Linked DNA regions of Mus musculus: region 1 is linked to region 2. The links are chromatin loops, found by intact Hi-C in ENCODE. Cell type or tissue: heart. All regions are shown on one strand. Each heading gives the region's core, and the rest is flanking DNA. Links, peaks and the distances in the headings are about the cores only.

Region 1 (15,264 bases), core at 2,387-10,386, 130 kb after region 2:
ACCTGATTTATTGCTTATAAAAAAAATAAAGCTGCCAGGAAGGATGGTATAGGCCTCTGATCCTAGCACATGGGAGGTAAAGGCAGGGAGATCTCTGAGTTCAAGGCCAGCCTGGTCTACAGAGTGAGCTCCAGGACAGCCAGGGCTAGACACAGAAACCCTGGCTCAAAAAGAAAAAGAAATAAAGCCAGCACTGGTTATTTCATTTTCTCATGTTTCTCCAGGAAAAAAAAAAAAAAGAATTTTGGTAAATGATCCTAAGACAGATAACTACTCTAAGCATGGTGATGTGTGCCTTCAATCCCAGCACTCAGGAAGCAATAGCTTGTGGATCTTGTGAATATCTTGCACTGAAGGCCAGCCTGGTGTGCACAGTGAGTCCCAGGCCACCCACACCTATGTACTGAGACCCTGATAAAGAGTGGTTGAGAGCACTGGATGCTCTTCCAAAGGACACGAGTTTGGTTTCCAACCATTACTGGGAGGTTCATAGCCATCTGCAACTCCAGTTCCCTGGATGCTGTTTTCCGGCCTCAGAGGGCACTGAGCATGTAAGTGCTACACAGATGAACATGCCAGCCAACACTCATACACATAAAAATGCTACGCCATACACATACATAGCATGAATACACATATGCCATCCTTCCCAAGTCCTAAAATATTTGGCAATCCAGCTTAATCTCTTTAAATGTTGACATGATCAAAGCCTAACAGGAATAACCTAGAACTCGTTTGCATCACTGGGCAGAGCTGCGGCTTGCACCTGCAGCAGACAACGAGCCCTGGGGGCTTCCCGTGCCCTCTCACTGCTTCTCTTAAGAGAAAACGTAGACTTTGACTGGAGACAGGTTAACTGTAAAACCATTACCAGAAAGGGTTTGAACCATTACCACTGTGACCACTGAAGGGAGAGGGAGAGGCACTGAAGGTGTTTAAAGCAAGCTCTTTCTTGTGTGGTCCTGGACCCAGTTAGTCCCGCAAGCAGGAAATGAAGTTTCCAGAGCACACACTGCTCTAACGCACAGGACTTGCTACCAGAACCAGGTGCATAGGAAAAAACCCCAACAGAGCCACCTCCTTTCTATACATCTTAGGCAGTCTGTGCTCCACTCAGCGGGCTTTGCATTGCACGCTGTGTATTTGCATCGGAGTATTAAAGAAATAGTAACTCTTTGGTAGCAGTGGTTCAAATCTCACTTCAGCTCATTGTTCTCTTAGCCTAGGTCTTACAAAAACAGAGGAAGAAAAATAGAAAAGCCGGGCGTGATGGCGCACGCCTTTAAACCCAGCACTCGGAAGGCAGAGGCAGGCAGATTTCTGAGTTCGAGGCCAGCCTGGTCTACAGAGTGAGTTCCAGGACAGCCACAGAGAAACCCTGTTTCGAAAAACCATTAAAAAAAAAAAAAAAAGAAAAATAGATATATCCCCTAGTCTCACCTCTGGCCAAGGAACAATCTATGCCCAAGGGACTCTCAGCAGGTCCACAAGACCCCTTGGAAGCTGAGGAATGTCTCAAGTCTAAAGATCTAGTCTCATTTCCAGCCCTCCTCCAAGACCATACCTCCATATGTTCAATGTGTCTCAAGTGGGAGTTCTTGGAGGCCAGCAGCAACCCCCGGGCCTCATCGAGCTGGGTCTTCACTTGCAAAGACTCATTGTAGAGCAGGGAGAACTGTGCCTGCAGCATGCGGTACTCCCCTGTCTCACGAACGACCTCCTCAGGAAGGCTACGCAGGGCCACCTGGCGGTGAAATGTCCAGAAGGGTTGTGTTAGCAGCAGGATCGATCTGAGGTTAGTCCTAGCCCTTCCAGTCCTAACCACAGCCGACCTTGAGACGCTCATTGGTCCGAACGGCTCCCTGAAGCTCCGCCTGCAGCTTCTCCAGCTCTGCCATTCGGCTATTGGCCAATTCCTGATTTTCTTCCAGCTCTGCATTCAACATCTCAAACTAGGAAGTGGAAGGGGCTGTGGTAGGCAAGACCAGGATGGGCAGTATTTTCCCCAGTCGTCCAGCACGCACCCCACCCAAGCTCCTATAAACTTCCAAAGCAATGCGTTTTCTAAGGGCTCTTGGGGGAATAGGAGGTCAGCCCTGCACAGGACTATCTACTAACTACCAACGTAACTACCAATGTAACTACCAACTAACTACCAACGTAAGCACTGTCTATTCCTCACATAGAACCTCATTTCCACGGAATCTTTATTATTCCCTCATAAGAGAAAGAACTGAAGTTTAGTAAGAAAACGTTTGATTTGAAGCTAGGTAAGGTGGTGCAAAGCCTAGAGTTTCACCACTTAGAAGGCAAGTATGGCAGGATCAGTCTCAGTCACTCTCAGCTACACAAGTCTGAGGCCAGCCTGACCACATCACAAGACCTAGCCTCCAATACAAAGAGGCAAAACACAAAGGGATTTCACACACATTGAAATACAGCATCAAGGCAGAAAGAGATGCTCAGGGAAGGGCAGCGCCCACGGGCCTGGGCTTCTCAAGACAACGTAAGCTCCCGCTCCCATTCGTCCTCTTCAGCCCGCCTAGCTCCTAGCAGTTAAGTTCTGCAATTATTTAATAAACAAGTGTAGAAAGGAATGAAAAAAAAATGTGCAGCAATGCCAGGAAACGGACTCTGATGAAGATGCCTGCCCTCAGGAAAGTCCGAGGCAGACCTGGAGGGGAGGGGGAGGAGGCTGCTTACCTTCTGCATGCTGAGTGTAATCTGGCCTCCCTGAAAGCCTGTGGAGCTCCCAGACACATAGTAGCCGGAGTTGAGCTGCAGAGAAAGAAGACACAGTGGATGCAAAGGGCAGAAACCGGGGCCCCAAGTACTCAATTTGGTCCCATCCACTCTCGTACCTGCTCCAAGGCCTCTGCCAAGTGCTTATTGAGCTTCTGTTCTCGCTTGCGCAGCTTCTCAATGTCCCACTGCAGGTCCTCCACTGTGGTCTCCATCTCTAGGACCTTGGTCTCTGTCGATGTCACTTTATCTTGGAGCTCAGAGTACTAGGGGCAGTGGACAGTGGCCTGTTTCCTGAGGTCCTCGGATAGCAAACCCAAACCCTGCCCAAGTTCTAACCGCACCCAAAGCCCAACTCCTACCTCCAACGAGATGCGGTGGTGTTTCTCTTGCAGCTGAGTGGCCAAGTCCTGTAGCCTACGGTTCTCTCTGCCTAGCTCCCGGGTGCGCACCCGTGCCACCTCCCCAGGGGCCTCACTGTCCCCTGGGAATGCAAAGCCTGGATGAGAGCCAAACCCTGGATAACCAAGGAAGAACTAGCTGATCCCGGAGTCCCTGGATAACCAAGGAAGAACTAGCTGATCCCGGAGTCCCTGGATAACCAAGGAAGAACTAGTTGATCCTGGAGTCCCTGGATAACCAAGGAAGAACTAGTTGATCCTGGAGTTTCTGTGCTCAGTGTTATGCACCAGCTATCTCACCAACTGCTTATGACAAACTCAGACTAAGCTAGCTCACAGAGGGACCATTCAGCCAAGAAAATGGACACTAGGGAGGAGAATTAAGGGCAGGAGGAAAAAACCCCTTGCCTCAAAAAGCCTGGGCACTTGCCTCTCAGTGTAGTGGGACAATAGCTACCCCTGAGGTTGGTGCAAAGTTCCAGAGAGCCCTCCTGCTGAAGGGCTGTGACCCTGCCAGCATCAACAGCTCCTCCAGCCGTCTCTCTAGAGCCCCACTTCAGGAACTAAAGCTGAAATCCCCGTCTGAACTAAGTTGTCCCAACAAGAACAAGGCTGACATTTACTGGGGACTCTGAACAACGCAGGCCAGGGTGGATTTCTCAGGGTAGGGTCCACAGAACTAACCCCGGCTGTATACTCGCTGACAGAGTTCTTCCACCTGCCGTTGCAGGCGGTCCGAGGCCTCGACCACCCGAGACACGGCAGCCTTGGAGAATTCCATCCGACCCTGCAGCTGCAGCTCCACTTCCTCACAGCTGCTGGCGCCCAGTGCCACCACAAAAGCCAAGGCCGGCTCACTGAGAGGGGCTCGAAACTGCACTGGCAGCGGTTCTGGAAGGGACAGAGAATCCTCATCAGAATGAAAGGCCACAGCAGGGACCATCAACCTCTACCAAGTCCCAGAATAAGCTGCTTGGTATTCCATGGCTGCCGGGTGGTGGTGGCGCACACCTTTAATCCCAGCACACTCTGAGTTTGAGGCCAGCCTAGTCTACAGAGTGAGTTCCAAGTCAGCCAACATTACACAGAGAAACCCTGTCTTGAAAAACCAAAATAAATGAATTAATTGATAAACAGAAAGACTTCTGCTTCTACTTTTCAGAAGGCTGGGATTATGAAAATCCAATTAGATTCTAAAACTTTGTTCATTCCATTAAAAAAGAATATTAAAAAAACCAAAAAAAAAAAAAAAAACAAAAAACCCATGTTTTTAAGACAGAGTCTCACGATGGGCGTGGTGGCACACGCCTTTAATCCCAGCACTCGGGAGGCAGAGGCAGGCAAATTTCTGAGTTTGAAGCCAGCCTGGTCTACAAAGTGAGTTCCAGGACAGCAACTTCTGCTTCCCAAGTGCCGGGCATTTCGGTAGCCCCACATCAAAGTCACCTCCTCCTCAAAACCTTTCTGAGAACATAAGCTCCCCAGGGCCCTGGTCCTACCCCTCAGATCTGATGTCCCTGGGTCTGGTCGAGGGATCACATCACGGGTCAGGCCCTCTTGGCACCCAGGCACCTCTGTCCCTGAAGACAGTTCCCTCTGGTTCTCGTAGCACTGGAGGAGGGCTTCTACAGTTTCATCCAGCTGAAAGAAGAAAGAACAAGAGGTTAGGAATGCCTCAGGGCTTCTCCCAGTAGGACGCTCGCTCTTCAGGCATCCACCTGGGCCCAGTAGCGGTTGACGATGAGGAGTGTGGCATCATCAGTGGCCTGCCTCTTCTCCAATTTCTCAATTCTCTCCCGGAGCTCATCCTCGCAGGCTTGCCGCTGCTCCAACCGCTCCGCCAGCTTCTTGTTCTTGAACTGCAGTACCTTGGAATCCATCTCCTCCTACCAGAAGGGAAGAGGCAGAGTGTCGGGCAGGACCCTGAACCATCACTGACACACAATAGGACAAGGATTAGACTGAAAGGGGAGAGGTATATAGCAAGGCTCAGACACTTGCAAAGAGAATATGCTAGTCATGAGAGCTTCACATTCCGTTCCTGCCCCTACCTGTTTCCAACTCAGACACATCACACAGGACTTACGGGAACATATGTGCGCATAAGTAAAAGGCCAGAAGGGACTCCGTAAAGTTGTTCTCTGATCACATTCACGCCGTTGGCACACCCACCCTCACCACCCGGTTTGTGTATATACACACGAGCACACACAAGATTCCAAACACTTTGGGCGCAGGCCAAATGTGACTTTCGCAAAAGCCCACCAACCGTGGAAGAAATGCCGCCGAGACGAATGGGTTCGATTAGAGTGGTCGTGGTCTTCTCCTCGCGGTTCATCTTCTTCTCTGGGGGTCCTGAGCCCCCGTCGCCGGCGGCGCGCTTGTTGCTGAGGCCAGACATAGCGGCGGTGGCGGAGGGGCAACTCAGGGCTCTCCGGGGCTGGCAGGCGGGTGGAGGCGGCACTTCCGTCACCTGCAGAAAACAGAGAGCTGAGCTGTGGATGCGTCTGGAGCTCCGCAGTCCTGAGCGTCCCCCTGGACATATCTCCCGGACCCCGCCCCCGCCGGACGGGGGTCCGCACTTACCGTAGGGTCAGCCAAGCGCCACCATCTTGGATTTCACCGGACGTCACCGGCCGCCAGACGCACAGCGCAGGCGTCAGAGCCGCTCCGGATGTGGCGAAACTTATTTCCTGTTTCTATTGGTAGCTCTTGGTTCCTCCTCTCGAGTCTTTTAGTCCCACCCCTCCAACCCCGCGACGGACTGTATTTCTCTTAATGATTGGCCAGCAGGCGGTTCCCATAGTTACTGACCCCGCAGTTGCACTAGGAGATGGAGGGGTGGAGCCTTTGCTGCTGTTCGGGGTACTCGGTACACGACCCCTTGTAACTCCAGATCCAGAGGATCCGTCATCCTCTCCTGGCCTCCGCGGAGCCCTCCCGAACATCCTGTACATATGTGCGCACACGCACGCACAAACACAATCTTTTAAAGATTTAAATTAAATCTTTAAAAAGACCGACCCTCAAAAGCACCCTTACAAGCAACTTCTAAGAGGCACGTGCAACTCGTTACGCATGCGCTCTATCTTTTCAATGATTGGCGTGGGCTTGTACTTTCTACTTTCCTTAACAACGGTCACCGGGGAGACAAGTTGGGAAGACGCCCTCTGCGGATTGGCTGCCTCTCGCTTCACCGCCTCTGAAGAAACACTAGAAGGGGCAGGACCGGGCTTTGCAGTGGGAGAGCTGGCTGTCCCAGAGCCCAGGCTGGAGAGCCCTTGACTGAGGCTAAGAAGGACGAAGAGATGATTACCCCCAGTTCCAGCCAGAGCCTGGGAATGAAGGTGCAGATGGAGTCGGAACAATCTCCCAAATTGCAGGAGGAACTGGACAGGAGTCCCAGCTCGGTGGACGGCTCGGCCATAAGGAACGGAACAGACATGCAGACCGAGTCGCCCGCAGAAGCCACTAGTAGCCCTGTGGAAGTGGCTGAAGATCCTGGAGCCAACTTGTTCCCGGTGAGGGCGGGACAGAGTTGTCCTCTAGTGAATACTTAGGTTTCCCAAAAAAGGTGCCGCCAGTCATTACGTTTATCAACATTAGGGAATTTCCTGGAGTTGCTTTGATTGTAAATAGGCTGCTAAATAGTATTTCGAGCCCACCGAAGCCCGGTTTTACCTATTTTGCTATAGTTAAAATTATAGCACACTCAGACCTGCTAGAAATTCATGAGGTACTAGGGACTAGGGGATACATACTGTCGTATCTATTTGTCCCATAATCTGTCTTCTCTCCGCAGCCACCACTACCCCAGCCCCGGATCTGTATGTGGTGAGTGTGGAGAGCCCAGGGGAAAAGTTACACTTCTCATTTGTATTACTCCTGTAAGGTGTCCTCAACAGTCCTGTCCAGCCAGGGCTCTCCAGTTTTACAAAGATGAGACTGAGAAGTGCTCAAGGTAACGAGTCACCAGCGTGCCAGGTGCCTCAGTGTAAAGTGGCGGTGTGAGAAGGGAGGCAAAGGCAGGAATGTACACAGCTGCAATGATGGAGCACTGTGCACACCGATGCCAAGGCCCAGGGGACTTCATCAAGGTCACACAGAGCAAGACAAGGACTCAAAGTTGTTTTTTGGGGGGTTTTCAAGACATTGTTTCTCCTTGTAGCTTTGGCTATCCTGAAACTCACTCTGTAGACCAGGCTGGCCTCAAACTCAAGAGATCCGCCTGCCTCTGCCTCACAGTGCTGGGTACAGTGAGTGTACCACCACTACCTGGCACAACTCTTTTCTAATCAGTGGGTTTATAAATAAAAAAAAAATCTGCTAAATCTACAGACTGGATTCTAGACCATGATGTTCCCCGTTGACAGTGAAATGATTTGCTAAAGGTTCCTTAGCAAGTTCGCCAAGTCTCAGCTCCTGATCCCCACTGAAACTCTCCAAGTTGCAGCCCCATCGGGGAAGTTGTATGAACCACCAGTGATTTGTCTCATCTTTTCCTGACAGGAAATACCTGGACATCCATTCTATGCACAGACTGGAGAAGGCAGCCACTGTGGAAAAGATGAGAGAGTATGGGTTTGAGTTGGGCGAGACTGAACTCTTGGGAGGGGAGACACAAGAAATGACAAACTTTAAAGTATAGAGTGAGTGTCAGGCAATGGAGACGAGAAGAGGCTTGTGTTCAGGGCTGCAGAGGCAGCTCAGCCATTAACAGCAATGGCTGTTCTTCCAGAGGACCCAGGTTTGGTTCCCAGCATCCACATAGTCTATAACTCAAGTTCCAGAGGATCCAATACCTTCTTCTGGTCTCCATGGGTACCAGAAAAGCATGTGTTGCACATATACAGGGAAACTACCCATATAATAGAAATAAATCCTAAGGTGAGGTGGGGGGCGGGCGAACCCCTGCTGTCTGTCACTCATGCCTCTTCCACCCCCCCCCCCAAGGGTTCTTGCTGAGCTCTTGGAGCTTGGCTTTCCTGAGCAGAGCCTGCGGGATGCCATTATCTTGGACCTCTTCTCCCACGCACTTATCTTCTGCCGCCAGCAGGGCTTTTCACCAGAGCAGACATCAGCAGCCTGTGCCATGCTCCAAGATCTTCACAAGGCCTGTGTTGGTGAGGAGAGGGAGGTAGCCACCAAAAGGTTTGAGCCCTAGGAGAGGAGGCTGGGCTGGCAGAAGTGACCGTGGAGAACTAAAGTAGGGAACCTGCAGTCTGGGATTTGTGTTCCACCATAGGTGGTATTAATGTACCACATTTATCACCTTTGAGAGCTTCCCTTATTAAGAAATGAAACACATAGTACTAATATTATGGGTCTGTTCTGAGAAGTATCTAAATAGGGGGCTGGGGATATAGCCCACTTAGTAGAGTGCTTGCCTAAGTACAAAATCCTGGGTTCACTTCCAACCCTGTGTACTCAAGTGAGGTGGCACATATCCATAATCCTAGCACTTAGGAAGTTTCTTTCCTAAAAGGCAGATGAGTCAGAAGTTCAAAGTTAGCCTGGGACACGTGACACCCTGTCTCAACAACAAAGTACCTTCCCAATGATGCCGCGTGTGGTAGCTCAAGCCTGACACACCTGCATTCAGGAGGCTGAGGCAGGGGCAATGCCGCTGGTTTGAGGCCAACTTTAGTTCTATACTTTCCGACCAGAAACAAAGCATCCTTCTGAGGGAAGGACCTTGTCTGTCTTTGAGTGCCGAGAAAAGTGTAGAGTGAGAATATGGTGTTTACTGAGTGAATTAACAGAGCGACCAGGACTTACTCCTAAGTCTGCCCCATTCTCCATCTCCTGCTCTAAAAGCAGAAGGAAGAGTAGGCGAGTAGGCGGGCTGACAGCTTCACCTTGTTTCCCTCCAGCTACCCCTCTGGGCAACGTGGAGGAATGCTACCGCTACTTTACCAGCGTTCTCTTTTGTCATGGAATCAGGGTCAGTACCCTGAAACGAAGCCTTCACCCAACCACAGGCAAGATCGGGCCCAAATTCCTGTTCTCTTTCCCACCATCTTCCTCTGAAGGCCACCTGGGGCTTGCCCTGCTTCTAGACAGCTGCTTTTGGCAGACTAGCTGGGTAGGCTTCTGGAGGTTGTCAGGGCACTTACGTCCCGGATTATCGTCACAGCGGCCCCCTTTCAGCATTGACCTCTTTAAAGAGGAACAGCTGCTGGCACTGGCAGACTATGTGGTCAACACCTACTTCCGCCACTTCAAGCTCTACAAATATGTCTTCACCCCACAGGTACTGTGTACAGGCAGTGAGTGGCCACCTGTCTCCCCCTTTCTCTTATGGCAAGTGCTTCCTCTCAGCCTCTCTTCCCTTGTCTCTTCAGGTGCGACTGGACCTATCTTTGACTTACACGGGGTTACAGCCACTCACGCTCTGGCCAGAGGGTAAGATGGGTACAAGTGGGCCAGGTTGGGACTGGGCCAGAGCTGGGGCCAAGACCTCTTCCTGCTTTCTGCTATGCAGAGAAAGAAAACGAGGAGATGATGGTGGTAGAGCAAGTAGCTACTCCACAGGAGGAAGAGCCGGAAACTGTGACGGAGCCAGAGCAACAGCCAAGTGAGCACATGGAAGGGTTAAGGTGCCGCGAAATGGTTGGGCCTACCTGAGCCTTGATCCCTCCCACCTCACCTCAGGCAACCACCATTTTGTCTTGTAGTGCTGGGGAGTGAGATTAGAACCATGTGCAGCAGAGTTCTACCATTCAGGGGGACAGCCTCAGTAACCCACCCACTTTTTTGAGACGGGGTCTCTCTATGTAGTCCTGCCTCTCCTGGCACTTGCTATGTAGACCAGGCTGGCCTCAAATTCCTAGAGGTCTTCCTGCCTCTGCCTCTTAAAAGCTGAGCCATCTCTCCAGCCCTTGTTTCGTTAGACAGAATGACAATGCGTATGAAGGTCAGAGGATCTTTGGAGTCCTGTCTCATTTCAGCTTTCTGTGGGTTCTGAGGGCCAGTCAGGTTGGCAGGCTTGCTTACACAGCAAGCTCCTTTACCCATGGAACCATCCTGCCAACCCTTGTTTTATTTATTTATTTTTTGAAACAAGGTCTTACTGTGTAGCCCAGGCTGGCTTTGAACTCAAGATGCCTCTGTCTAACTCCTGAGTGATAGGGTTATAGAAGTTCCACCATACCCAGCCCAGGACTTTAGTTTTAGTTCCAGTGGCCCCTATAATTTTTGAGCTTTATTTTTTGTTTTTATTTTCTCTATCTGGGAGTTCTGCTTCCATGTTTGTGTATCTGTGCATCACATGTCAGTGCCCACAGAGGTCACCAAGAGGGCAGTGAACGTCCTTGGAACTGGAGTTACAGAGCCACCACATGGCTGTAGAGAATTGCACCCAGATCCTTGGCAAGAGCAGTCAGTGTCTTTAACCACTGAGCCATGGTGCTGGAGCCTCTGGGGTGTTGCTATGTGTAGAACAGGTGGCCACAGAAAGCGAATGATGGGAGGGTGGTTTTCAATAACAAGCACAGTCTAGTGATACCAGACCCCAGGATGCCCAGTGTTAAATGTGCATATTAACCCAATCCTACCATCACCATCCATGTTTTGCACACACACACACACACACACACACCTGATGCATGCGCTAAGTAATCTGCCTGATGTCAGACGAAAGTGCAGTTAGAATGTGAATACAGAAAGTGCAGTCTGGCCACACTGCCCAACTGTCTGCCTCAGAGGAAATGGCTGACAGTTCCTAAATTGAAGCAGCATTAGCAGCGTTCCCCTCTGTGCAGCTCACTCCCAGACAACCCTTGTCCTGCCTCTCCCCTCTCCTGTAGGTGAGGTGTGCATCCTCCAGACCTACATCAAGTCCCAGCTGAGCAAGGAGCTGAGGCAGCTCCAGCAGCTGGTGGAGGAGCGGCTCAAGGAGAGCGAGGAAAGGCTGAGCAGCAAACTGGCTGCACTGGAGCAGCCGTTCCAGACACCTCCCAGCAAAGGCAAGACCAAGACCAAGTGATCCCAGCATCTTCCCCAATAAAGACCTGGGCCACAGTGTCCCATCCCCCACCTTCACGAGCACCTTCTGGGTTTCCCTGTGAAACTAGACAGCAGACATGGCACTGGCTCTCCCAGGCTTGTGGCAGGTTTTATTTCAGATGCAGCGCAGGTGGCGATAGCTAGGCCAGGCACAACCCTCGAAGAGGCTCCCTTCCATCTCTGCCCTGATCTCCAAGTCCAGAGTAGTAGGGGTAAAGGGCTGGTTTCTGTGACAAGCAGCATTCTCAGTTGTAGGCTTGGCAAGGCAGGGCTAAGGTCTGAGTCCCAAACAGTTGGAATGATAGAAAAAAAAATGTCCTCCTGGAGAGTCCTTCTTTCTGGCTTGCCCAGGGATACGGCCCTAGCTCCGTACCAGTGTAGCCTCATCCTCTGTGATGGCACCGGAGTCTCCTTCGAGTTCAGTGGCAGCAATGGGGAACAGCCTAGGAGGCTGGTGCTGGAAGAGGGCTGCCCGGTTCTGCTGCTCACCCTTCTTTACCCAGTGCCCATAGAGCCGGAAGGCACAGTTGTCGATGAGGCGCCGTACTGGCCGCAGTGCATAGGGGTCTCTCAATAGTGCATTCTTAGTTAGTGGCCGTAAACGGTGACTGCTTAAGGCCACTCGTCCGGCAGCCAGTATTGTCCACACTGCCACCTGGGAAAGGGACAGTATTAGCCCCAGTAAAACGCCCAGCACAGGGAAGAGGACAAGGCCTGGGTACAGACCCTGCTACTCTCGGGCTTACCCGGAACCGCTGGCGAGGCGTGAGGTTCCAAGGTTGGCTGCCTTCACAGCGCTCAAAGAAGGGGTGCTGCAGGGCTTGCTCAGCTGTCAGGCGCGCTTCAGGATCCACCTGCAGCAGCTTGGAGATCTAGAGAAACTTTATAGCATGAGGGTCACATCTTGGGTCTTCCCTAGTATTGTTTCATGGCCCCTACTCACCAGGTCTTTGACGGTGTTTGAACGATCATCCCACTCAGGTGAAGTAAACTGATATTGGCCTTCCATGATCATGCGTAGCATCAGGATTTGGCGCCGGTGCCAGAATGGTGGTGAGCCAGCCAGAAGTGTGAACAGGATCACCCCACAAGCCCAGCTGAGAATGAGACCATGGTCAGACTGACATAGGCAACAAGAAAGGATGACACGGAAGGGGAAGGCATCACAGAGACTTACAGATCAACTTCCTTGCCATAGCCTGGGTGGGTTTCATCCATGGAGCATTTAAGGATCTCTGGTGCTAGATACCCTGGAGTCCCGCACAGTTCTGGGGAGAGAGGCCAGAAGTTGAAGGGACTGCCGCTAGCATTCCCTGCCTGCAAAGTCTCAGCCCCCAAGCCTCTGCTGCAGACTCTCGATTGCATTAAGAACACAAGTGCACCCTTTTTGCTCCTGGTTTCCTGCTGAGCCTCAAAGCAAGGGCATATCCCCAGCAAACCACCTTAAATTCCCACTAAAGCTCACGGTGGCCTTCTTAGGAAAACCCAGTTTGGGAATGGCTTCAAAGTCTTACTCAATGACATCATTTATCTCCCCCACCTTTAAGCCAAGCTACTCATTCATCAAAACAACTTGTTTTACCACTATCTCACATACATATGTGAAAAGCAAAATCCTTTTTTTTCTAGGCAAGATCTCACTATGTAGCCTTGGATGGCTTGGAACTCATTATGTGGACCAGTGTAGCTTCAGACTCAAAATCTGCCTGCCTCTGCTTCCTAAATGCTGGGATTAAAGGAGTGTGCCACCACGCCCAGCACAAACCTGGAATTGCTTAAGAACATACTGGGGTAGTCCCTGTTAGACCCTTCTTAGGGTTTGGTCTAGTTATGATCTACATCATATATGCAGGTCTACATAGCTAGTTCCAGTACAGACATGTAGAGACAAAGTGAAAAAAATCCCTCCACAATAACCCTTCCATGATTCCCTCTCAAGGCATCAGAATCGTGTCCAGGTGCCTATGGCTCAGGTTTCTCTGTCACTTGACACGATCTGTATTTTTAGTTTCTTGTACTTCCAAGAGAACTCAATAAGCCTAAATTGAAAAGACTTTTGGGGGCTGGAGAGATGGCTCAGCGGTTAAGAGCACTGACTGCTCTTCTGAAGGTCCTGAGTTCAAATCCCAGCAACCACATGGTGACTCACAGCCATCTGTAATGGGATCTGATTCCCTCTTTTGGAGTGTCTGCAGACAGCTACAGTGTCTTAATATAAATATTAAAAAAAAGAAAAAAAGAAAAAGGAAAAGACTTCACTCTCTAGCACAGATCAGGAGTCATGAGGGAGATGGACCTTTCCCAAGCTCATTACCTTCCAGGAAGTAGGTAAGAAATGAGTGTTAACTCATGGGAAAATAGAAAAACAAAGCTTAAAGTGAACCCCAAATCACTCAAGTTAAGAAAGGTGAAGCAGGCATGGCAAAGGTATTCCAAAAAGATGTGTATGTGAAAGCCAGAAGGGAGATGACACACAGTGTCCTCAAGGCCCCCAGAACCCACAGGTTAACATGAGACTCTACAGTTCAAGTTCAAACTCTGGGCACCTAATCATAAAACAGAGACTCTGATACTATTTTCTATTGAGAAATTCTGTTAGGGAAATAAGCCACAACATAGACATCTGGTGTGACATTTGTCTCATGATAAATACCCATTATTTGTTTGCTACTAGTATATGCAGTATAAAACTATAAAGGACAAGATAGCTCTTGGGATTCCTACATCTGAATATGCTCAAAGTTTCCCTTCTGCACTAGAAGTGTGTGTGTTACGCATGTGTAGGCTCAAGGCTATGGTTGACCGTCTTCCTCAATTACTTTCTCCTTTATGTATTTAGGTAAGACTTTTCACTTGAGCCCAAAGCCTCACTGATCTGGAGAGTCTAATAACCAGCTTTTTCCAAGAATCCCCTCTTTGCTTCATACATACTGGTATTTCATGGTTGCTGGGATCTGAACTCTGCTCCTCAAACTTGCATGGCAACTACTTTACCCACTGGGCCATCTTGCCAGTCCCAGAAATTTTTCTTGTTATTACAAATGAGTCATATCAGGATCCTCTGTAGTGTGTGAAGCACTACAGAGAGGTCTTGTTTTATCCACACTTCAAACTGCTGGGACCCTCTGGCTCTACCTACTCCCTCTTTCCTCCCAGAACAAAGCCCAGATCTGCAGGCTCCTCCTCTGCATCCCTCAGGTTCATCAGGGTTCCCTTCTTCTGGCCTCCCTGGCATGGCCCTCTGCACACATCTCATCCCTCAGGTGAAGAAGTGCACTGAGCCTTTGCATCAAGAGTACCTCAGCAGTGAGCAGTCACTTTCTTTTCCTTGGTATCAGGGACTCAGTTCTCGACCTGGCCAGGCAACCTCAAGTTTGGGCCTGCTTCCCTCCCTCTGAAGAGATCTGACCTCCTCACCTCGAAGCTTCTCGCCAGCTTCCAAATGGCAGGAGAACCCAAAATCTGAAAGGCGTATCTGCATATTGTCATCTAGGAGAATATTCTCAGGCTTCAGGTCTCGATGTACAATGTTGTTGGCATGGAGAAAGCTCACTGCTTCCAGTAGAGACCTCATGATGGACCTGGGTGAGGCAGACGTCTCTGTTTCTCCCTGTACCATCCCCCTAGGCATCTCAAGGGCATCAGGGTCTACCAGTACCTGGTTTCCTTTTCTGAGAGGGCCACTTTCTCGGTGAGATAGTCAAACAGCTCTCCTTTCCGCATCCTAAGGGATTGGGGGAGGGGGAGAAGAGCAAATGCACTCCTGGAGACTGAGAAGGCAGGAAGGCTAGCAGCAGGAGCAGCTTGGGAGAGAGCACTCCAGGAGTGAAGGAGTGAACTAGATTCCAGGGGCAGTTTGACACAGTGTTGGTGGTTGAAATATCCTTAATGTGTCACAAAGGAACACTTTTATTAAGAATAGCAACTTCTTGTGGTAAGTCACAGGAGGCCTTTCTTGTCTGAGAGCAGCTACAGCTGCAAAAGGCTTCTTAAAGTCAGTATTAGAATATGGGCCAAAAGTTCAAATAACAGTTACAAAAAGGTAGAATAAAAGGATTTTGGATGGAATTTGCTTTTTTTTTTTTTTTTTTTTTTTTTTTTTTTGGTTTTTCGA
Region 2 (15,264 bases), core at 3,644-11,643:
ATCAGCTTCCTGACACCTCTGATCCCAGCACTCTGGAGCGAGCAGCAGGAAGATGGCTAGAAAGCTCAAGGCCAGCCTGAGCCTTTAGATGGGAGGAGACCCTACCCTGTGTGATTTTGCACTGCTAGAGACCCTGCCTCAAACAAAAACAAGAAACCAAACCAAAAAAGGCAGGCCTGGCATGGTGGTGCATGCTTTGAGTTCTAGCACTCTGGAAGACAGAGGCAGGAGGATCTCTGTGAGCTCAAGGCCAGCCTGATCTTCATAGTGAGCTCCAAAACAGCCAGGGCTCTGTTACACAGAGAAACCTTGTCTTGAAAAAACAAAACAAAACAAAACAAACAAAAAAAAAAACAAAAACCAAGAAGGGCTAGAATACAACATTGATATCTGTACATCCGTATTGCAAGACTGGTCACAATAGCCAGGATGTGGATCCAGCTAGCTTGTCCAACAGCAAATGAATGGAGAAAGAAAATGTTCTTTACACACAATGGAATTTTATTCAGCCATAGAAGAATGAAATGATAACATTTCCAGATAAAATGAAGGGACTGAGATCATTATGCAAAGCAAAATAAGTCAGACTGCAACACATACTGCATGATTTCTCTCATACACAGGATCTAAGTTTCTTTCCCCTCTGAGACAGGGTTTCTTTGTGTATCCCTGGCTGGATTGTAGAGCAGGCTGGCCTCAACTCAGAAATCCACCTGCCTCTGTCTCCCAAGTGCACCACCACTGCCCGGCTATTAAGGAACATTTTAATGAGTTCAGATAAGCAGCAGTGTGTCCCCGCCCCCCCCCCCAACTGCATAAAATGGTACAGGCCTGCAATCCCAGCACTCAGGAGGCAGAGGCAAGTGAATCTCTTTGGGTTTGAGGCTACTCTGGTCTACATAGTGAGCTCCAGGACAGCCAGGGTTACACAGTAAGACCCTATCTCAAAAGGGAGTTCTGGGCATGACACAATCAATCAGCCAGGTAATTTTGCCCTGATTTGAATACACAAGACAGGCCACAAATGCCTCTTTGGACATTGTTGGAATAAATGAATGATGACTCAAAGTGTCAGGGACTTAATGATGGCCCTTTTATATCCCCTAGCAACTCCCCTATGCCTACTGAGCCTGCTGTTGCCACCCCTCAGTCCTGCGGCCCCCATCTCCCCATCAGAGCCCATCGGTCAAGCCTACAGCCTGGCTCTCTACATGCAGAAGAACACGTCAGCACTGCTGCAGACCTATGTGAGTGACATTGGGCATATGCAAGGGTCGGGAATCTGAGGTGGGCAGGTGCTCTTAGCCAGAGACACATTTACTTGTGTGGTCACTGATGGCTGAGTGATATCAAGCTGGCCAGCTCTCTTCCCTTACTCCTGACCTCCTCATCTGCAAAGTTATGTGTTACTGGCATAATGTTATTGTGCCCTGTGTAAAGACTGTCCTTGTATTATTCAAATGCTGATATCTGTGCCCCATATCTGGCTGCAATCCTTATTCTGAGAATCTCCTGTCTCAATGTTATATAAACACTGCTCCTCAATTATTCCCTGATTGGTCAATAAGGAAGCTGATCAACCAGTGACTGAGCAGGGAGAGAATAGGGCTGGACTTCCTCCCAGCCAAGGGGGTAAGAAGAGGAGAGAGGGGAAGTGGGGATTTACCTTGGGAAACAGTTGAGGAGACAGCATGAAAGAGCACCTAGAGTCCAGAGAGCCAGCTCAGAACTAACATACAATTATCACTGGGATTTTGACTGGGAGGCAGCCAGATTATTTTAAAGGATTAAAATAGAGTGATACTGCTGAGTTGTTGTCCCTTTAAAACTTGTTAAATAAATGTAGTAGTCCAGTCTCAATAATTTGGGAGCTAGCTTTGTAAGAGGAAAACTGCAACAAACCCTTTATTAAAAAGCCACTAGTAATGTGCGGCGGCTCTGTTTTTACTGGACCTCACACACATACACACACTCACACAGGGACACAGTCACATACACACAAGATATACACAGACACACACATATACACAGGATACATATAGACACACATAAACATACATACACACACAGGATACACACAAACACAAACACACACACACAGGATACATACACACACACAGGACACCCATACCACACCTAGAACCTTAGAGAGTCATTCTTCTGGAACCAGTTCATGCCCTGTGCTCACTTCAGCTCTAGTCTATTCTGGTGCTCTGTCCCATGGGCTCATGGACCCCTAAAACTCCTCTGAGTGTTGGAACCAGGATCTATTTTGTAGGTGAGAAAATGGAGTCCTAGAGAGGGATAATTTGCCTTTGGGCACTAAGCTAGTGAGTGCAATGCTAGCATCTGGAAGCAGCTCTGTGGAGCTCTGTTCTAGAAGCTCCTAGCCTCATGCTTACTCGCCTCTAGAGGTAAAACTGGCCGCTTGCTTTCTGAGTCTTGAGCGTTCACTTGCTTGACCCATCTGGTTACCTGTTTCCATTCTGAGTGGAAAGGACAGAGATCTCATTGGTCAAAGTTTGGCCTGATCATAGCCCTGTCCCTTCCTAAATTACATAGCTGCCTATTCCTGAAACCCTAGAGTTTACAACTCTTCTGCTGCATCCTTCTTTAAAGCATTACAGTTATAAAATCTCAGTTCTAGGCTAGGTGTGGTGGCTCACACCTTTAATCCTGGCACAGAAGAAGCAGAGGCAGGTGGCTCTTAGAGCTCAATGTCTGCTTGGTCTACAGAGTGAGTTCCAGGACAGCCATGGCTATAAAAGAATCCCTGTCTCAAAAAAACCAAACCAAACCAAAAATATATCTAGGTTCTAATCTTATGCCCTGCATATTGTTGGATACCCTAAATCTGTTTTTCTACCTGCAAAATGGGGGTGTGAGATTAGGTGACCTAGGCAGGCGGATTTCTGAGTTCGAGACCAGCCTGGTCTACAAAGTGAGTTCCAGGACAGCCAGAGCTACACAGAGAAACCCTGTCTCGAAAAACCAAAAAAAAAAAAAAAAAAAAAAAAAAAGAAAAGAAAATACTTAGTGTATTTATTTAAAAGCTTATATAAGCAGTGTCAAGTCTAACATGGTAGCACATGTCTGTTAGAAGGTACGAGGAGGATTGTGAGTGCAAGGCACTTTGGATCAAACAGCAGAACTCTGCTTGCTTTCCTTCTTTCTAAGATTTCTTTATTTATTATATGTGAGTACACTGTAGATGTCTTCAGACACTCCAGAAGAGGGAGTTAGATTTCATTACAGATGGTTGTGAGCCACCATGTGGTTGCTGGGATTTGAACTCAGTCGGTGCTCTTAGCCGCTGAGCCATCTGTAACTCCAGTCCCAGGAAATCTGATTCATTTTTCTGGCCTCCAAGGGCACTGGGCACACACATGGATATTGCATCTAAGCAAAACAACCATACACATAAAATAATTCTTTTAAAAACCAAACCAGGGGCTGGCGAGATGGGTCAGTGGTTAAGGGCGCCGACTGCTCTTCCGAAGGTCCCAAGTTCAGATCCCAGCAACCACATGGTGGCTCACAACCATCCGTAATGAAATCTGATGCCCTCTTCTGGAATGTCTGAAGACAGCTACAATGTACTTACATATAATTAATAAATAAATAAATAAATAAATAAATAGCAAAAGAACCTATGTTGAGCATGGTGGCGCATGCCTTTGATCCCAGCACTTGGGAGGCAGAGGTAGGCGGATTTCTGAGTTTGAGGCCAGCCTGGTCTACAGAGTGAGTTCCAGGACAGCCAGGGCTACACAGAGAAACCCTGACTCGAAAAACAAAACAAAACAAACAAACAAACAAAAAAAGCAAAAGAGCCTGTGAGTCTTGGTTTGTATGGATGAGATGAGAAGAGAAGCTACTAAATACTGTGAATAAAAACATCAGAGGCGGGGCTGGTGAGATGGCTCAGTGGGTAAGAGCACCTGACTGCTCTTCCGAAGGTCCGAAGTTCAAATCCCAGCAACCACATGGTGGCTCACAACCATCCGTAATGAGATCTGACTCCCTCTTCTGGAGTGTCTGAAGACAGCTCAGTGTACTTATATACAATAAAAATAAATAAAATAAATAAATAAAAAATAAAAAATAAAAACATCAGAGGCTGAACATAGTACACTCTTTCGGTCCCAAACTCAGGTAGCAGAGGCAGGCTAATCTCTGTGTGTTTGAAGCCAGCCTACATACAGACGTACACAGGGATGGATACACAGTGAGACCCTGTTTTAAAAATAAAGGTGATGGTGCACACCTTTAGTCCTAGCATTTGGGGGCAGGGGGGAGGCAGACGGATCTCTGAGTTCAAGGTTAGCCTGGTCTACAAAGGCAGGTATATCTCTGAGTTTAAGGCCAACTTGAGTAGTGCACTTGGACTGAACATGAAGGAAATAGTCATATTGTTCATTGATATTAATAGGTAGTGGTCATCACTTATACACATGCTAGATGCTATGTTCATTTTTATGTGTGTTATTCCTATTGTACTGCACTGTCATGCAGAGCCATGGATTCTTGTGACTCAGTGAGACACAACTGATAGACAGAGGATAAAAGGGAACCTATAGTCCCCTTGACTACCTGTGCAGCATCTGAAGGGTGGTGAATGGTAGCTTCCTCTGGGACAATGCCAGTCTCAGAGGGAAGATGTTCACCCAGACATTCCTTCAGTCCCCTTACTTCTGTCTCTCACCCCTGCAGCTCCAACACCAGGGCAGCCCCTTCAGTGACCCCGGCTTCTCAGCTCCTGAGCTCCAGCTCAGCACCCTGCCTTCTGCAGCTGTCTCCTTCAAGACCTGGCATGCCATGGAAGATGCAGAACGGCTAAGCCGAGCCCAGGGAGCCTTCCTGGCCTTGACCCAGCACCTCCAGCTCGTGGGGGACGACCAGAGTTATCTGAATCCTGGCAGTCCTATCCTGCTGGCCCAGCTAGGAGCAGCAAGACTCAGGGCCCAAGGCCTCTTGGGCAACATGGCTGCTATCATGACTGCTCTAGGGCTGCCCATCCCTCCAGAAGAGGATACTCTGGGGTTTGTCCCTTTTGGGGCCTCAGCCTTTGAGAGGAAATGCAGAGGCTACATAGTGACCCGAGAATATGGTCACTGGACAGACCGGGCTGTGAGGGACTTGGCTCTCCTCAAGGCTAAGTACTCAGCATAGAAGGTCAGCCTTCTATCAGAAGTCCCAAGAATTTCTCTTTCAGAGGACTCATTACTGCCTTACTTCTGCATTTGGGACTATTTCCTGGAAGCCAAACCTCTACTCCTTATTGTCTGGATCTTCCTGCCAGGTCCTACAGACTCCTTTCCAGAAATGGGGGAGAGGGGTATTCTGGATCTATTTGATGGATCACTAAACCAACATTGATTTATTTACTTCCTGGTTGGAAAAAAGAGCCCTTCTGAGGAGGCTTTACTCTAGGGGGAGAGCATTTGGCGTCCTGATGTTCTTTTTTTTTTTTAAGATTTCATTTATTGCCGGGTGGTGGTGGCACACGCCTTTAATCCCAGCACTTGGGAGGCAGAGGCAGGTGGATTTCTGAGTTCAAGGCCAGCCTGGTCTACAGAGTGAGTTTCAGGACAGCCAGGGCTACACAGAGAAACCCCGTCTTGAAAAAACAAAAACAAAAAACCCCAAGATTTTATTAATTATTCTATGTAAGTACACTGTAGCTATCTTTAGACACACCAGAAGAGAGTGCCATATCTTACTACAGATGGTTGTGAGCCACCGTGTGGTTGCTGGGATTTGAACTCAGGACCTTCGGAAGAACAGTCAGTGCTCTTACCCGCTGAGCCATCTCACCAGCCCTGTCCTGGTGTCCTTTTTCTTGTATTTGAGGAAGTCCAGGGTCTTGCTTCATGTCTCTGTCTACCTCGATTCCTGGGTGAAGATCTGGCCTTTCTGAACACAGGTTTCTTTTCGCTGGAGTTCCTTTCCTTGGTCTACCTCCTCATTGATGGTTTCTATTGAGCTCTCCAGTGTTGACAGCCCAGTGCACGTCACAGCCACCAGGACTCATGTTGCAGCTCTTTCCTGCTAGGGAGACCCACTTTGGGTTCAGAACTGACAGCTGGGATCCCTGGCCTGTGCCTTTGTGGGTATGGGGCGGGAAGGGGAACCTCGTGGACTCTAAAAATCCAATTCTCCTCAAGTCACTCTCCCCACATGGAACAACTATGTTTCATAAAAGTTTAGTTTTATTGTTAAACATTTTATTTACAAAAATTAATTTATTCTCAAATAAAACTCTTTAAAGATGTTTTTCTGCCTTTCTCTCTCCATTGACCAGCCTAGGGCGGTATGAAAGGGAAGGACCTCAAAGGGGGAGGGATTTGCCTACAAAGGAACTGGTGGGAAGGTCCTAAGGTGAATGGCCTTGCCACCAGGGGACAAGTAGGCACTTTTCTGGTCAGTAAAGAACAAAGAAACTGAAGGGAGAAAAATTGTCACCTCCATGAGACAAAGTAAGGGTTACACATACCCATATGGATCACAGGGAGACAGATGGGGAAATTGGGAGTCGGAGGCAAGTGGATCTCTATGAGCTGGAGGCCAGCCTGGCCTACATAGCAAGTTCCAGGCCATCCAGAGCTATATGGTGAGACCCTGTCTCAACAACAAGCAAGCAAGCAAGCAAGCAAGCAAAGAAAGAACCAAGAGACAAGGAAACAAAAAGAGACCTCTCGGAGACAAAAGTGTTCAAGACTGGAGAGAGACAAAACGAGAAACTGTTGGAAAAAAGAAGCTCCCTGCAGAGAGGAGAGCAGAAGAGAGAGACCACACAAATGCAGAAAGATAGGGACAGCCCAAGAACACACAGGACACAGATGGAGAGACAGAAAATTTGAAGCCAAAGAGGCGAGACAGAGCGAGCTTACAAGAAAAAGTATTCACTCTCAGGCGACGCCCCCTGGCACCAGCTGGCCCAGGTCGCCCTCTGTGCGGCTCACCCACTCGCCATAGAGGCCGCACACGTGGAACCCCAGCACCTTGGCTGAGAAGATGCCTGCAGTGCTGTTGGCCGTGAAGAGGGTGGCGACGGTGACGGGCTCTGGCCCGGGCCCGCGGGCTGCAGCGCCCAGCGCGGCCAGCACTGTCTCCACCGCGGCGCCCAGGGCCCGAACCTGGCGGGCTGCGTCCTCCAGGCTCCGCAGCAGGCGCGGGGCGCGCGGGTTCAGCTCCGCCTGGCGGCGGCGGACGGCATCCAACAGCGCGGGCAGCACACTCAGGGCGGCTGCATCCTGCCGCAGCCGCTCGGACACCGGTAGCCCTGCATGGCTCGGAGCCGGGCCACTCAGGCCGGCCAGCGGCAGCCGCGGTGGTGAGAAGCCCGGCAGCCCAAAGGGCTCTCCCTGTTGCTGCACCTGTGGAAACATGGCCACGGGTCAGCCGGGCTCTAGGGACGGTGATAGGGGCTTGTCCACTCTTAATAGCCCTCCTCCCCTCTCCTGGGGCCTTAGTTTCCTCATCTTGCAAATGACAGAGCCTACTGAGATAAAACCAAAAAAATGACATGGGCATTGCATACCCAATGTCTTTGTTTCTCTAACAGCCAATAAGAGCACCAGTTTCAGAAGTGTGCAGGGTCTGAATGAAAGTGTGGGTCCCCAGGAAGCACCCAATAAATATTAGCTATTTTTAAGTTATTATTTACTTGTTTATTTTGAGACAGGGTCTTACTATAGCTTTTGAGGCCTGAAATTTATTACTGAGTCCAGGCTGACCTTAAATTCATAGGCCTGTCTCTGCCTCCCAAGTACTGGTGTGTGTTCTCCCTTTTTTTTAAGTGTATGTATGTTGTGTGGGAGAGTATGGTATCACACTGCACATGTGAAGGCCAAAGGACCATGGAGTCAGTTTTCGTCCACCTTCATGTGGTTTCTGGGGACCAAACTCTGGTTACCAAATTGCCTAGCAAGCCCTTTTACCAGCTAAACTGTATCTTCAACCCAGACTTGGGTTTGACTCCTTTCTGCCACTTTACTAGCTGTGACGTCTTGCAAGACCATTCCCCTCCTTTGGCTTCAGCCTTCTGATCTTTGAAAGTGAGCAATGTCCCCTGTTCTGTCTTGCTATCAGACGCCTCTTGAGGACCACAGAAGCCGCGCAGGGACCAGGTCAGACTCCTTTCCCCTAGTTGACACCTCCTTCCTTCCCTTAGTTGATAGCCATCTTTTGCAGGCACAAGTGAAAAACAAAGGTGATTTCTAATTTGTCAAATGCTGTGAAAATACTATTTATCGTTGGCAAATTCCTTGGTGCAGGCTTTGTGCTTGCCACTTTGGATATTGTATCTTCCTAAAAGTGAGAATGACAGTGATGGCTTTGTAAACGAGGAACTAGGGGCCACTGAGATGGCTGCCAGTCTCAGTTTGATCTGTGGATCCATATGGTAGGATAGAGAAGCAAATCCCTTATGTTGTCTCCTGACTTCCACGGACACAGCATGGCACTTGTGTAAAACCACAGACAGGCACACAAAATAAAGGAATACAATTTTTTTAAGAGAGAGAGAGAGAGAGAGAGAGAGAGAGAGCGAGCAAGCTGAATACAAAGAATGATTGACAGCAGGCTACTCACCCAAAGCAGCAGAGCAAGTTGGTAAGTCTACAAAGCTTGCTGTACCATCCTACTGCCCCTGTTACCATGGTTACATTTTAATGTTACCATTACCACCAAAGTCACAGTTTAGCAACCCTACAGTCTGTCTGAACCAAAACACCAGCCTTCCCCTGCTACACTATGTTTAATCTGGAGGCCAGGTCCTGACGGTTGGCAGGTCCCTTTCCTCTGTAAAAGGACCCCCCTCATGGGAAGAAATGTTGCCCCTGACTGACACCTCTTCTTGGCTTCTCTAAACGTCCCCCAAGTGGGAGTGTTCATAGCTCATATTGTCCTGCTGTTTCATTTCACAGCCCAAAGAGTTGAAACATCCAATCACACACACTGAGTCCAAATCTAGGTTTCCTGACTTTCAGAGTTCCCTTTGTCTCCTCAGAACGGCTCCAAGGATGGAGCCTCCAAGCTGAGGCACAGTATCATTTGACCACTGATGGGTCCTGTTGCAGGATATTTGATTTATGGTTCAAAGAAAACCTAACTGTTAGCAAAATACACAAGCTAAGAAAGATGATGAGTTTGTCAGATGCAGTTAGGTGTGATCTGCAGAGATGCACTTTGTGTGTGCCTGTCAAAGCCTAGTCCTAGTTAGATAAGAATGCTAAAGAATGGAAAATTCCTGCCGATTTTAAGGCAAATTTGCTCTGTGACCCAAGGCAGTCACCTGGCTGGCCTTGAGCTGCGCCACCATTAAGGTGAAATGGTTGTTTGGGCCCCCCACTGACTTGGCTTGGAGCCCACCCCCACTATGGTGACACAACTCAGCCTGCTATGGATACAGGAGAGGAACTAGAGACTTCTTTATAGCAATTGGGCCTTTGAGAGGGAGTCACCTTTTGAAGGCGCTCTCTCCTTTGGCTTGGGTAGGAAGCTCTCTGGGCTTTTACAGGAGCAGCTGGCAGGACACGGGTGAAACAGGATTCCAGGGAAGAGCTAGGGAGCCCTCCTGAGTTTGGAGGAGCTCAAAAGGAAGGTAAACTAGTTTGGTAGAAGGACAGCTAGAAAGAGATTTCTAAAGAGCTAGCAGTGTAGGCCAGGCAGTGGTGGTGCACGCCTTTAATCCCAGCACTTGGGAACAGAGGCAGGCAGATTTCTGAGTTCAAGGCCAGGCTGGTCTACAGAGTGAGTTCCAGGACAGCCAGGGCTACACAGAGAAACCCTGTCTTGAAAAAAAGAAAAGAGAGAGACAGAGAGAGAGAAAGCTAGCAGTTTAGTTGAAAAATCAAGCTTGTAAATAGATATTTTGTAAGTAGTTAAGAAAATAAAATTCCCTAAGTTCAAGGGCTTATACACAGCTCCCACCTCATGTCTCTTTTATGGGTACAGATATTAGTTACATTTAAAAGAATAAATATTACAGGGTCCTTTACTGTGTGGCCAGAAGAAAGTTAACATTCCCCTCAGAAACTTTTGATTTCCACTGCTGGGGCTGAGATGGAAGAAATGGGTGGCTGAAGACATCTGTGAGCAATCACCCTCATTCCATGCCCCAACCCTACACCTCCTCACATATTCCTCCACCAACCTACAACTCCTCACATATTCCTCCACCATCCTTAGACCTCCTCACGTATTCCTCCACCAACCCTACAGCTCCTCACGTATTCTTCCACCAACACTACATCTCCTTATATATTCCTCCACCATCCCTGCATCTCCTCACGTACTCCTCACGTATTCCTCCACCATCCCTACACCTACTCACGTATTCCTCCAGAAGTTGTTCTGCATATTTGGTCAGGAGGCGGGCAAGGTTGTGTGTCTGGCGGATCTTGGCCTCCAAATGGGGTAGGAATGAGATTGAGGAGTCAGTCTGGTGGTCTTCTGGTGGGAAAGAGAAGGAAGTGAGAGGTTATAAAGGCAACCAAACCCCACTCCTTAACCATCTTTCCCAAGCTGGCTCTCCCTGAACCCAGAGTCTCTGCTCTGGATGCTAATATTCAACCTACGAAGAATCTGCCCCATCCCAGGCACCAGATCTCCACCAAGCAGTTTCTCTACATAGATGTCTCTCCTGTCCTCAGGTCACTATTGAAATACTACTAGGACCAAATTCAAATACCTCCTTCTTAGTGCTGCCTCCAAGTTCTCCCTATTCTCAAATCAATTTCTTCCTTCCACTTTAGGGAATTTGTTCATACTTCCAAAGTAGCTTCTTTTATCCGTGTGAATCTGTCTGATCCTGAGACTCCTCACTCTACATCACCGATACTATCCAGAAACTCTTTAAGGTCAAAGTTCACATATCTTTGGATTTCTCCAACTCTTGTTTGAATTCAGTCAGCATCTCTGAAGCACTGAACGCGCCTTTCCGGCCCCTTGTACAGATAGAGAAACCGAAGACCTATTCCCTTCATGTTGCTCCTATGTGACCTGCTAGGCTCAGCAGCATCAATGAATCAACGACAGGATGGCCTTCCCTGTTTAGAGGGTGGTGCCACGGGAAGCCGACTACATTTCCCAATATGTATGTTGCCGGGACCCCAATGCATGCTGGGGAATGTAGTCCTGACCCGACAATCCCCTCCGTCGGAGTTTCCCACCGCCAGCCGAGATCTCCGAAGCCTGTATTTTGAGCTCTCGTCACTTGTAGCTTCTTCGAAGATCAAAGACTTCCTTAACTCGGCCTCTCCCTCCAGTCTTTCAGCTTTGACTCTTTCCTAATTCTCAAGAAGCACTATTATCCTGTTCCAACCCGACCCCAGCCCCTTTTCAGGGTGTACTCACCCATATATATTCGGTGATCTAACCCCTGAACCCAAGGCCCTGAAGCCTCAATTCCTTGCGCCTGCTCTTTCTCCCAACTCACCCGCTGGTTACCTGACACCGGCGTCTCCTCTCCCCCGCCCAGGCCGTTCCCCTCCCAGACTTGGGGGTGGGGTGGTGCTGACAGACATCCAAACCCCAGCTTTCGATCCCCCCGACTCCTATTCACCAAGGACACAGGATCAAGTCATTCAACCCCTTACCCAGACTTCCCTCCCTCTGGCTCATGCTGGCCCCAGGCTTATCCAGGTTCCCTCAACACACCCCTCCGGGGGAGGAGGAGGGGAGGGGGAAAAAGGGGGAAAGGGCTAGGGGCGTGGCTCGGGCTCGGCCAATCATAGTTCAGACCCCAAATATTTCCTTCCCACCATTACTTTCAGTCAAAATTCCTTGGCCCAGAGCTCAGTAACCGGCTTGTGAGCTTAGACTGGGAAGGGGCCAGAATTGGGAGGCAGGTGTTGGCACAGTGAATGGGAACTTGGGCCTTTAAGGCAGTTCTGTGTCCTGTTGGGAGGAGACTCAGGCTCAGACCTGAGGTAGAGCCTGTTTATTGGCTGCTTTGGAGGGAAAAGCTGGGAAACCTGAGAGGAAAGGTGCAAGGCTGGCAGGAGAAGAATGCAGGCAGGACTTCCTTTTTGGGGAAGACAAAGAGAGGCCAGGGAAGCCTTGTTTAGATTAGGGTCCACCTAAGGCACGCACCCCCTGGTCTAGTTATCTTAAATGCCTTCTAATTTCTCTGTCACACTGATCAGAAGTGAGACTGTTCCTCACCTTACCGTTAGAGACCCTCGCACGCACACATCTGTGTGTGTACTAAGGCATTCAGACCCAGCCTTCTACACAGGCAAGCACGAGCTTCAGGGAGGTCACACCCGAACAGCAACTCATTAACGTTGGGGTAGACACGGAAAGGACTGGACACACTTGCCTCTATAATTGGTTCCCAAGCACCTACTCTTGTCTTTGGCTCTGGCACAGAGAGGACCCAGATGATGAGGCGTCAGATGAAGGAGTATAGGCATATATTTTTTTTCTTTTTGCAACCTACTTTTAATAAACGTTTAACCTCTCCTCTTGCCCACCACCCATGAGAGGCAGTGGAAGAGAAAAGTTGTTAGAATATGGGGGAGGTGGACCTTCTCAGCAATAGTTCTTTGGGGGGCAAGCTTGGTCTCCTTTGTCAGCAGTTCAGTCCCATAGCAAACACCAAACACTCAGCAGCTACAGTCCAGTCCTCTAGGCAGGCAGACGCCATGCACAAACCAGCAGCTGTAGTTTAATCCTGAAGAAACTGCAAGGCTCACCAACTGGCCCAAGGCCACTGAAGCAGCAGCTGCCACAGGAACCTCAGGAGCAGCTCTTGGCTGGGTTTCTCTCAATGGTGGTGTAACCACAAGTTGAGCTCAACAACAGTATGTAAGGTGAACCAATACACTCGTGTTCTTAGGGAAGTACAGCAAGGCGGAGCAAACCACACCAATGCTCAGTGTCCCACTGACCCTGGGGTCACATTTCTACTCCTTCATCATGGGACCTTTCACCTGTGTCTGCTTCAGGACAACATTCTTTCATGTGTCTGCTTAACAAGACATCCTTTCACCTGTGTGCCCCAGCAAACTATCATTTGATATAACTGACTTTCCAAACCAGAAGTTTCCACTTGAGTGGAGCTTGTGAGAAAGGAAACTGGAAAAGCCTGCGTGAGAGGGTTAACACAAGCAGACTGTCAGAACAAAGTTCACTGGCAGAGCACACCATAGGTGAATGGTGAGGCCACAATGTCAGCAGTGGCCACACACACACACTAACCAGCAGTATGTATTGGGTATTCATGTGTGCCAAGCACTATCCTGAATGCTTGTATATACACATTAACTCATTCCATAATAGAGGAGGCAATGAGACAAATGACTTGCCCACGGTCACGCAGGTGTGACAAGCAGAGATTTTACTTCTTACCGTTTGGAAACGCTGCCAGTCATGGTGGACATGGTCACACCAAAACGTCACAGACACCCCTCACACACATAGCACAGCAGACTCGTCCTATCTAGTGACAGCGCAGCTTCAAATAAAAATCATGCGAGACACTCTCATCTTCTTCCCTTTCATTTGAGTGTGTGTCGGGGCCATGTGTGCGTCTGAGTGGGTGCTGGAGGAGACAAGAAGGCATGGACTCCCCTGGAGGGGATTTACAGGCAGTGCGACATGGGTGCTGGGAACCAAACTACTATTCTCTGGGAAAGCAGTAAGAGCTTTTAACCAGGAAGCCACGTCGTCGTCTCCAGCCCCCGCTTTCTTTCTTTCTTCTTGAGATTGGGTCTTACTATGTATCTCATTATTGGACCAGGCTGACCTCAAACATGTAGAGATCTGTCTGCCTCTGCCTCCTGGGTGCTGGGATTAAAGTGTGAGCCACCACATCTGGCCTTTTTTCTTTTAAAGGAAAAACCAAAACGTCTCTCATTTATTTTGCCTGTGTATGATGTGTAAGAGGTGTGGAGGTCTGAGAGCTGTCAGGAGTGGGTTCCCTCTTCTATCACATGGGCTCCCAATTTTTGAGCTTGGGTCATCAGGCTTTGTGGCAAATGCCTTATTCACTGAGACATCTTGACAGCATCCATTTTAAGTAAACCTTTAGCTGAACTATAATAGACACAAGAAATATTACACAAGTATTAAATGTACATCTTGACAGACTTAAGACCAGTGTGACAAGCGGGTCCCAGAAACCCCTTCTTTTGCTTGGTAGTCCCAATAGTGATCACTGTCCAGACCCCCCCCCCAAAATGTATTTGTTTTCTGTTATATATAGAATTATATGTAGGTATGTATGTATATAATTCTAATTATTCTAATTATTATTCTAATGCATGCTGTCACATCTGACTTCTTTCATCCAAGATCTCTCTTCACTGTTGCACATAGCTGGACTCTGGTGATTCTGGCTGTTCTGTCCGTGTCCATGGTAGAAATAGGTTGTAATTGCTTTTCCATTCCATTCTTTTTTTTTTTTTATAAAGATTTATTGTTATAGCTGTCTTCAGACACAACAAAAGAGGCCGTCAGATCTCATTATGGGTGATTGTGAGCCACCATGTGGTTGCTGGGATTTGAACTCAGGACCTTTGGAAGAGCAGTCAGTGCTCTTACCCACTAAGCCATCTCGCCAGCCCCTTCCATTCCATTCTTTGTGTTGTTTCCAGGTTGTTGCTACTGTGAAAAGAGTCCCAAACTTTCCAGTATTCATATCTTGGTGTTCATACAGACACCACATTTTGTCCTAGTGAGGTTTCTAGTGATGTAATAAACACCATGACCAAAAGCACCTCGTGGAGGGAAGAATGTAGTTCAGCTTGCAGTGATAGTCCGTTATGAAGTCAGGGAAGGAACTTAAAGCAGGAACCTGGAGGCAGGGACTGAAACAGAGACCTTGGAGGAATACTGCTTGCTGACTTACTCCCCAAAGCTTGTCCAGCCTGCTTTCTTAGAGTGTTCAGAGGTGGCACTGCCCTCAGTGGTGTGGGCTCTGCCACATCAACTACCATCAAGAAAATGGCCCCACAGACTTACCCATAGGGCATCTTGATTGAGGCCCTTTCTCCACCAAGGTTCCCTCATCCCAGCTGACCTAGTTTATGTCAGGCTGACAAAAAACTAGGCAAGCACACATTTCTTCTGTTGAGTGTTGATAGCTTGGGAGTGGAAAGTGTTGGAAAACGGGGTTGGTATAAGTTTTTCACTGGAAGACTATCAGTTTTCCAAAGTATCTCTACCAATTACACAACCTGATTCAAGGAATGCCAAGTTGCTCTGCTACCCCATCTACATGGTCTTTCTCATTCCCGCCATTCTGGCTGAGGA

What was found. A loop is a pair of places that touch in the nucleus more often than their neighbours do. Peaks named below come from ENCODE experiments on the same cell type or tissue, not always from the same donor. Only the 100,000 strongest peaks of a DNase experiment are listed, where the experiment ranks them.
Region 1: a loop joins it to region 2, with 2.8 times the contacts of the local background. A loop is called at or near these places in 2 of 42 quality-filtered maps.

The regions. Positions count from the first base shown.
Region 1 is chr7:127,579,277-127,594,540 of GRCm38, reverse strand. It overlaps Ccdc189 (coiled-coil domain containing 189), which reads left to right and starts at 5,946. Exons shown (of 9, transcript NM_001033040.3): 1 at 5,946-6,664; 2 at 6,946-6,977; 3 at 7,653-7,718; 4 at 8,097-8,266; 5 at 9,017-9,087; 6 at 9,280-9,396; 7 at 9,488-9,548; 8 at 9,628-9,720; 9 at 10,952-12,158. The coding sequence starts at 6,452. The coding sequence ends at 11,130. Rnf40 (ring finger protein 40) reads right to left here and starts at 5,843. Exons shown (of 20, transcript NM_172281.2): 1 at 5,730-5,843; 2 at 5,413-5,616; 3 at 4,862-5,029; 4 at 4,643-4,784; 5 at 3,828-4,034; 6 at 3,105-3,226; 7 at 2,862-3,008; 8 at 2,704-2,778; 9 at 1,833-1,952; 10 at 1,565-1,744. The coding sequence starts at 5,544. It overlaps Phkg2 (phosphorylase kinase, gamma 2 (testis)), which reads right to left. Exons shown (of 10, transcript NM_026888.3): 5 at 14,809-14,874; 6 at 14,568-14,731; 7 at 12,328-12,418; 8 at 12,094-12,247; 9 at 11,897-12,022; 10 at 11,234-11,805. The coding sequence ends at 11,512. In heart, for the core only: no CTCF peak of the experiment used is centred there; DNase peaks (open chromatin) are centred at 4,830, 5,900 and 6,300; H3K4me3 peaks cover 2,747 bases; H3K27ac peaks cover 1,797 bases.
Region 2 is chr7:127,709,119-127,724,382 of GRCm38, reverse strand. Ctf1 (cardiotrophin 1) reads right to left here and starts at 11,680. Exons shown (of 3, transcript NM_007795.2): 1 at 11,604-11,680; 2 at 10,340-10,458; 3 at 6,195-7,379. The coding sequence starts at 11,628. The coding sequence ends at 6,912. Ctf2 (cardiotrophin 2) reads left to right here. Exons shown (of 3, transcript NM_198858.1): 2 at 1,108-1,247; 3 at 4,714-5,423. The coding sequence ends at 5,172. In heart, for the core only: a CTCF peak has its summit at 7,212; DNase peaks (open chromatin) are centred at 7,272 and 11,102; H3K4me3 peaks cover 2,152 bases; H3K27ac peaks cover 1,927 bases; H3K27me3 peaks cover 2,386 bases.